2 separate regions of the Homo sapiens genome follow, and region 2 is linked to region 1. A link is an interaction called in ENCODE POLR2A ChIA-PET data of the cell type or tissue named here. Cell type or tissue: endothelial cell of umbilical vein. All regions are shown on one strand. Each heading gives the region's core, and the rest is flanking DNA. Links, peaks and the distances in the headings are about the cores only.

The links. Peaks named below come from ENCODE experiments on the same cell type or tissue, not always from the same donor. Only the 100,000 strongest peaks of a DNase experiment are listed, where the experiment ranks them.
Region 2: POLR2A ChIA-PET joins it to region 1 with 9 read pairs; 3 of 35 experiments call an interaction of 5 or more read pairs at or near these places.

Annotation. Positions count from the first base shown.
Region 1 is chr13:44,669,422-44,672,334 of GRCh38, reverse strand. The region is part of intron 3 of LINC00407 (long intergenic non-protein coding RNA 407); the gene reads right to left. Among named protein-coding and RNA genes, the nearest start is that of LINC00407, 31 kb to the right of the region's middle. In endothelial cell of umbilical vein, for the core only: no CTCF peak of the experiment used is centred there; no DNase peak of the experiment used is centred there.
Region 2 is chr13:44,738,166-44,741,078 of GRCh38, reverse strand. No RefSeq gene overlaps it. Among named protein-coding and RNA genes, the nearest start is that of LINC00330, 70 kb to the left of the region's middle. In endothelial cell of umbilical vein, for the core only: a CTCF peak has its summit at 1,741; a DNase peak (open chromatin) is centred at 1,398; H3K27ac peaks cover 436 bases.

The DNA of each region.
Region 1 (2,913 bases), core at 226-2,725:
AATTACCCAGGTGTGGTGGCGGGCACCTGTAATGCCAGCTACTCAGGAGGTTGAGGCAGGAGAATTGCTTGAACCCAGGAGGCGGAGGTTGCAGTGAGCCAACATGGCACCACTGCACTCCAGCCTGGATGATAGATTGTGACCCTGTCTCAAAAAAAAAAAAAAGAAAAGAAAAAGAAAACGGAAACAGATTTTGTTTCTCTGTGTCTCAGAACAAGAATTTTTTATTTATTTATTTTTATTTTATTTTTTGTTTTTTGAGATGGAGCCTAGCTCTGTCGCCAGGCTGGAGTGCAGTGGCGTGATCTCAGCTCACTGCAACCTCTGCTTTACAGGTTCAAGCGATTCTCCTGCCTCAGCCTCTCGAGTAGCTGGGATTACAGGCAAGCACCACCATGCCTGGCTATTTTTTTGTATTTTAGTAGAGATGGGGTTTCACCATGTTGGCCAGGATGGTCTTGATCTCCTGACCTTGTGATCTGCCTGCCTCAGCCTCGCAAAGTCCTGGGATTACAGGTGTGAGCCACCGCACCCAGCCCAGAACAAGAATTTAAAGGCAGAAGGTTTTGTTTTCCTCCTTACCACTTCCATTTCCAATCTCATTTACTCAGTGCTGCGCTGTGCAGAAGCGGGCCGCAGGAGCAGCAGGGCTGGGGCTAGAGGATGTGAGTTCAAGTCCAGGTGGTGCCTCAGTGACCTTAACTGCTCCGAATCTGTTTCATCATCCTTAACACCGAAAAAGTAATTCAGATGCAACTGATTTGCATAATACTTTAGTATTTACAACATATTTCCCCACACGTTATCTCTCTTTTACATGCTCTACCTCCCTGCGTTCCTCCTAAGTCATTGTGAAAAGCAGGGAGATACTGGAATTAATCTACCTGATCCTCTTTGACCCAGTGGCTGCATTCCCACCTTGCTGGGTACTGGATGTGGTGTTCTCTTACCACTGAATTTGCTTTTGCATTCCTTGATGCTCTGGTTTGCATTTTAAATTATTTTCTCATCACCAACCCTACAGAAATAATATAGCCTCTTTCAATTAAAAAAAAAAAAGAGGCTGTTTGGTCTAAACTTTTTCAACTTCCTTCCCAACCTTTGTCAAAATGAATGCTCTTTTTACCATCCTGACCCCCTTTCTGTCTCAGAGGAAGCTTCACCCTTCATTCTTTCCAGAGCTAATCCCCCTCCCTGGGATCTTGATCCTTGATTTATGACTCTTCTCCCCTCTTTCCTCTCTCTTCTCACTGGCATGTCTCTGACTTATATACATGCTTAACGATATGATTTGGCTGTGTTCTCACCCAAATCTCATCTTGAATTGTAGCTCACATAATTCCCACATGTCATGGGAGGGACCTGGCAGGAGGTAATTGAATCATGGGGCAGGCCATTCCCATGCTGTTCTTGTGACAGTGATTAAGTTTCACAAGGCCTGATGGTTTTATAAAGGGGAGCTTCCCTACATACGCTCTTTCTTGCCTGCTGCCATGTAAGATGTGACTTTGCTCCTCCTTGCCTTCCACCATGATTGTGAGGTCTCCCTGGCCAGGTGGAACTGTGAGTCTATTAAACCTCTTTCCTTTTTAAATTACCCAGTTTGGGTATGTCTTTATTAGCAGCACGAGAACAGACTAATACACTTAATTCCTATATTCCCTAAATAAAACACACGACCTTTTCATGGCCACACCCAACTTGCTCCCCTGCCCATCATTGCTCTTGGTCAGACCTGGGGCCCCAAGTTGCTGGGAGACAGCTGCTGCCCTTGCCTCAACATTTCTCAATTTGTTAAAGTCCTGGAGGCCGGGCTCTTGCTCCTTGGTTCTGACCAGTCCCCTTCTTCACATCACAATCTCCCTCAGAACTCCAACCCTTTCCTGCTCCTGGGCTGGTGGCTGGGAGCTCAGGAGCCCTGTGCTTGTTTGTCTCAGGCTTGACTTTCTTCCTAGACCAGATGAACCTGCTACCTGAGGACAGACGTCTCTGACCCAAGGCAGAATGTTACAGAGGAAAGAATCAGGGCTTTGAGGTTCCACAAATGTGGGTTCAAATTCTGCCCTCTCAGTTGGATTTGGGCAGTTCCTTGGCTCTCTGAGCCTCACTTTCCTCATTTTTAAATTATACCTTGCAAAGATGTTCTGAAGCTCAAACAAGATAATGAAGGTGAAGCATCCCCCCCACCAAAAAAAAGCCTCTAAGAAATGGCAGCTCTTGTTAGAGCTAAGTTCTCTGGACTACAGAAAACTGACTCCCGCACTCCCCACCAGCATAGCCTCTATCCCACCTCTCCACCAGTCAACTGTTTCCAGAGCTGAAGCTGCACCGTGGCGTGAACATCTCCCCCCGGCAATATGGCTGGTGTGTGTGACCATGCTTAAGTCAGCAATCTCTTCACTTTGTACCTCTCCATTTCACGCACCTCGACTCAATCAGCTGGGTCTATTTGCACAGTTTCTGTTTTGTCTAAGTAAGTGGACCACCCCACCCTCAGCTTCACGACACATAATGTCTCAAATCTTGGCCATAGATCATGACTTGTTCCTTAGAACCTAACTTGCTCTCTCAAAGGCCAGAGTTCATTCTCTGAATTGCTCAGCCTGGTTTGTACCTCTCTGTATCATGTCAGTCTGCAGACTGGCTTTTAAAATCTCTCCCATTGCTGTGACTGATTTCGGTCTAACTCCCTTCTTGCTCTGCCTGTCCTCATGCCCACTCCCTCTGTCTTTTTATACTTTCTTGCATGAGCAATTTCATGCACTTCAACAAACTCCAGCCATGTCTATATGCTGGTAACTTCCAAATCACTGGTCTAGGCCCTTCCTAACTCCATGCTCATGTTTCTAGTGGTCTGTCACACGTGTCCAGAGAGCCTTCAAACCGTACCTCCAACAGCATCTCATTCCTTCC
Region 2 (2,913 bases), core at 290-2,789, 69 kb before region 1:
TAACACAATATTGTGTAAAGCAAGCACTGCCTGTATTACTTTGCTTCCTTAGTTCAAAAGTAATGCATGTTAAGTGTACAGAATTTGGAAAATGCATTTAAAGAAAAGGAAGAAAGGTAAAATCACCTGTAATTACCGCATTATTCAGAATTAATCACTATGACATACTGATACTTGTTCTTTTAATCTTTTTTGTGCCAATACTTTTAATTTTATTTTTACAAAAAGGAAGGAATAAATATTGTACGTAGTGTTTTGTAATCTGCTGTTTTTCATTGAATAGATATATTGTGAACACTTTCTCATATAATTAAATGTCTTTATTTTATATACTTTTTACCAGGTTCTTAGAGTTAGAGATTAGATTAGAACTGATCTCCGATTCTTGATAAAGGACATTTTTTTCTCATTTTCCCCATTACAAACAGTGCAAAAAATTCTGAAATCTTATTGATGTATACTTTTTAATCATTTTCAAATGTTGTACTATAAAGATGCATTCGTTTATAAATTGTTAAAAACCCTAAGTACACCCTAAATGATAGTTTAGTTTTGGAAAGTAGATTGCAGAAAAAGCAGATGGGTCTTTTTCTTTTTTTTTGAGGCAGAATCTCGCTCTGTCACCCACGCTGGAGTGCAGTGGCTCCATCTCGGCTCACTGCAACCTCTGCCTCCCGGATTCAAGCAATTCTTCTGCCTCAGACTCCTGAGTAGCTGGGACTACAGGAGCGTGCCACCATGCCTGGCTAATTTTTGTTATTTTTAGTAGAGACAGGGTTTCACCATATTGGCCAGGCTGCTCTCAAACTCCTCACCTCATGATCCACCTGCCTCGGCCTCCCAAAGTGCTGGGATTACAGGCGTGAGCCACCACACCCTGCCAGGGACTTTTTCATGTCTAACTTGGTACATTTCTATGTTGTTCAGAAATTTTGACCTGGAGTGGTGGCTCATGCCTACAATCCTAGCACTTTGGGAGGCCAACATGGGAAAACTGCTTGAGACCAGTAGTTTGAGATCAGCCTGGGCAGCAAAGTGAGACCTGTCTCTACAAAAACAAACAAACAAACAGAAAGAAGGAAAATTTTTCCAAGAGTGTATATTAATTTTATAATTAAAAATAAATGCTAAGAAGTGTTTTAAAAATCTAACTGACACAGTTTGGATGTCTGTCTCCACCAAATCATGTTGAAATGTGATCCCTAATGTTGGAGGTGGGGCCTGGTGGGAGGTGTTTGGGTCATGAGGGCGGATTCCTCATGAATGGCTTGGTACTGTCCTCTGGATAGTGAGTTCTTGTGAGATCTGGTTGTTTAAAAGTATATAGCACCTCCTCCTCTCTCTCGCTCACGCTCTCTCCGTGTGACATGCTGGCTGCCCGTCGCCTTCGTCATGATTAAAAGCTTCCTGAAGCCCTCACCAGAAACAGATGCCAGCACCAAGTTTCCTGTACAGGCTGCAGAACTGTGAGCCAAAATAATATCTCTTTTCTTTATAAATTACCCAGTCTCAAGTATTCCTTTTAAGCAACATAAACACAGCCTAATACGCTAATTTATGCCCAGCACCCAGGTCTTCGTTTCTAACACCATTCTCCAATAAAAGGAACCAGGGCTCCTTGGAAAAGTGGCCAACTCTAGGATTGGGGCAGGAAAAATGCAAGATGAGCCTGGAGCGTCTCATGGTGCTAGAAGTAAGGAAGGGCTCAAAGAGCAAAAGTAAGGAAGGGACACCTTCAAAGGGGCACAGGAGATAGCCTGGAAGAGCTCCTGGTGGCCAAAGCTGGAACAATACAAGCAGGAAAATATAGGCACTTCCCTACTTATGATGGTGCCACTTCCGATTTCAACTTTACGATTGATTTATTGGGGGTATTAAATGCATTTTTGACTTAAGATTTTCAATTTACAATGGGTTTGTTGGGACATAACCCTATTGTAATTTGAGGATCATCTGTAAATAGTATTGGATTACAAACCCAAAGTATAAAATAAATATCCAGGGGTCCATCTTAATATAAATAAGCTATTGAAGAAATAAATACATGGGGCAGGGGGAGGAGGGGAAAGAGACAACTCTTCTGTGCAGAAGAATTCCAAATAATTTCCATAGATATTCCCCCTCCAGGGGGCAAAGCTCAGCCCCCCTCCCACACTTGCCACCATACACACATTTTGAGTGTGGGAGCTTGGCTTAGGGACTTGCAAGCACTACCTGGATCAAGGTCAGCATCCACAGTGATGAATCATGTTAACAGTAGTTACCCTTGATATAAGGTGATGAAAATGGCACTTCGCCTCTGTGGTCTTTCTTCTTCCCCAAAACACTGTCATCCAGCCAAGTCATGAGAAAACACCAGACAAATCCCAGTGGAGGGACTTTCAACAAAATGCCTGTCCAGCACTCCTCAAAACTGTCAAGCTCATCAAAAACAAGGAAAATATGAGAAACTGTCACAGCCCTAAGGAGAGACTAGGAGAGAGGACCACCAAATGCAAGGTGGGATCCTGAATTAGATCCTGAACAGAAAAGGGCGTTAGTGGAAGAACTGGTGAAATCTGAGTAAAGGCACTCAGCTGTGGCTGCCTTGCCTTGGCTGGAGTTTAGCTAGCAGTACTTTACCACCATTGGCTTCTTACTTTTGAGAAATGTACTATAGTAATGCAATATGTTAACCTCAGGGAAAACTAGCTGATGGATGGGTAGGAACCCTTGTACTATTATTTGCAACTTTTCTGTAAATATAAAACTGTTTTAAAATAAAAAGTTTATTTTAAAAAAGGAAAAATACTTCCATCAGTAAAAATGCCATCAGCAAGTATCTTTGTATATTAAAAATAAATTAAATGTAGTTTTAGCCTTTTAAATTATATTTAATCATGTTATTATAAACACTACAAATTAGAATAATTT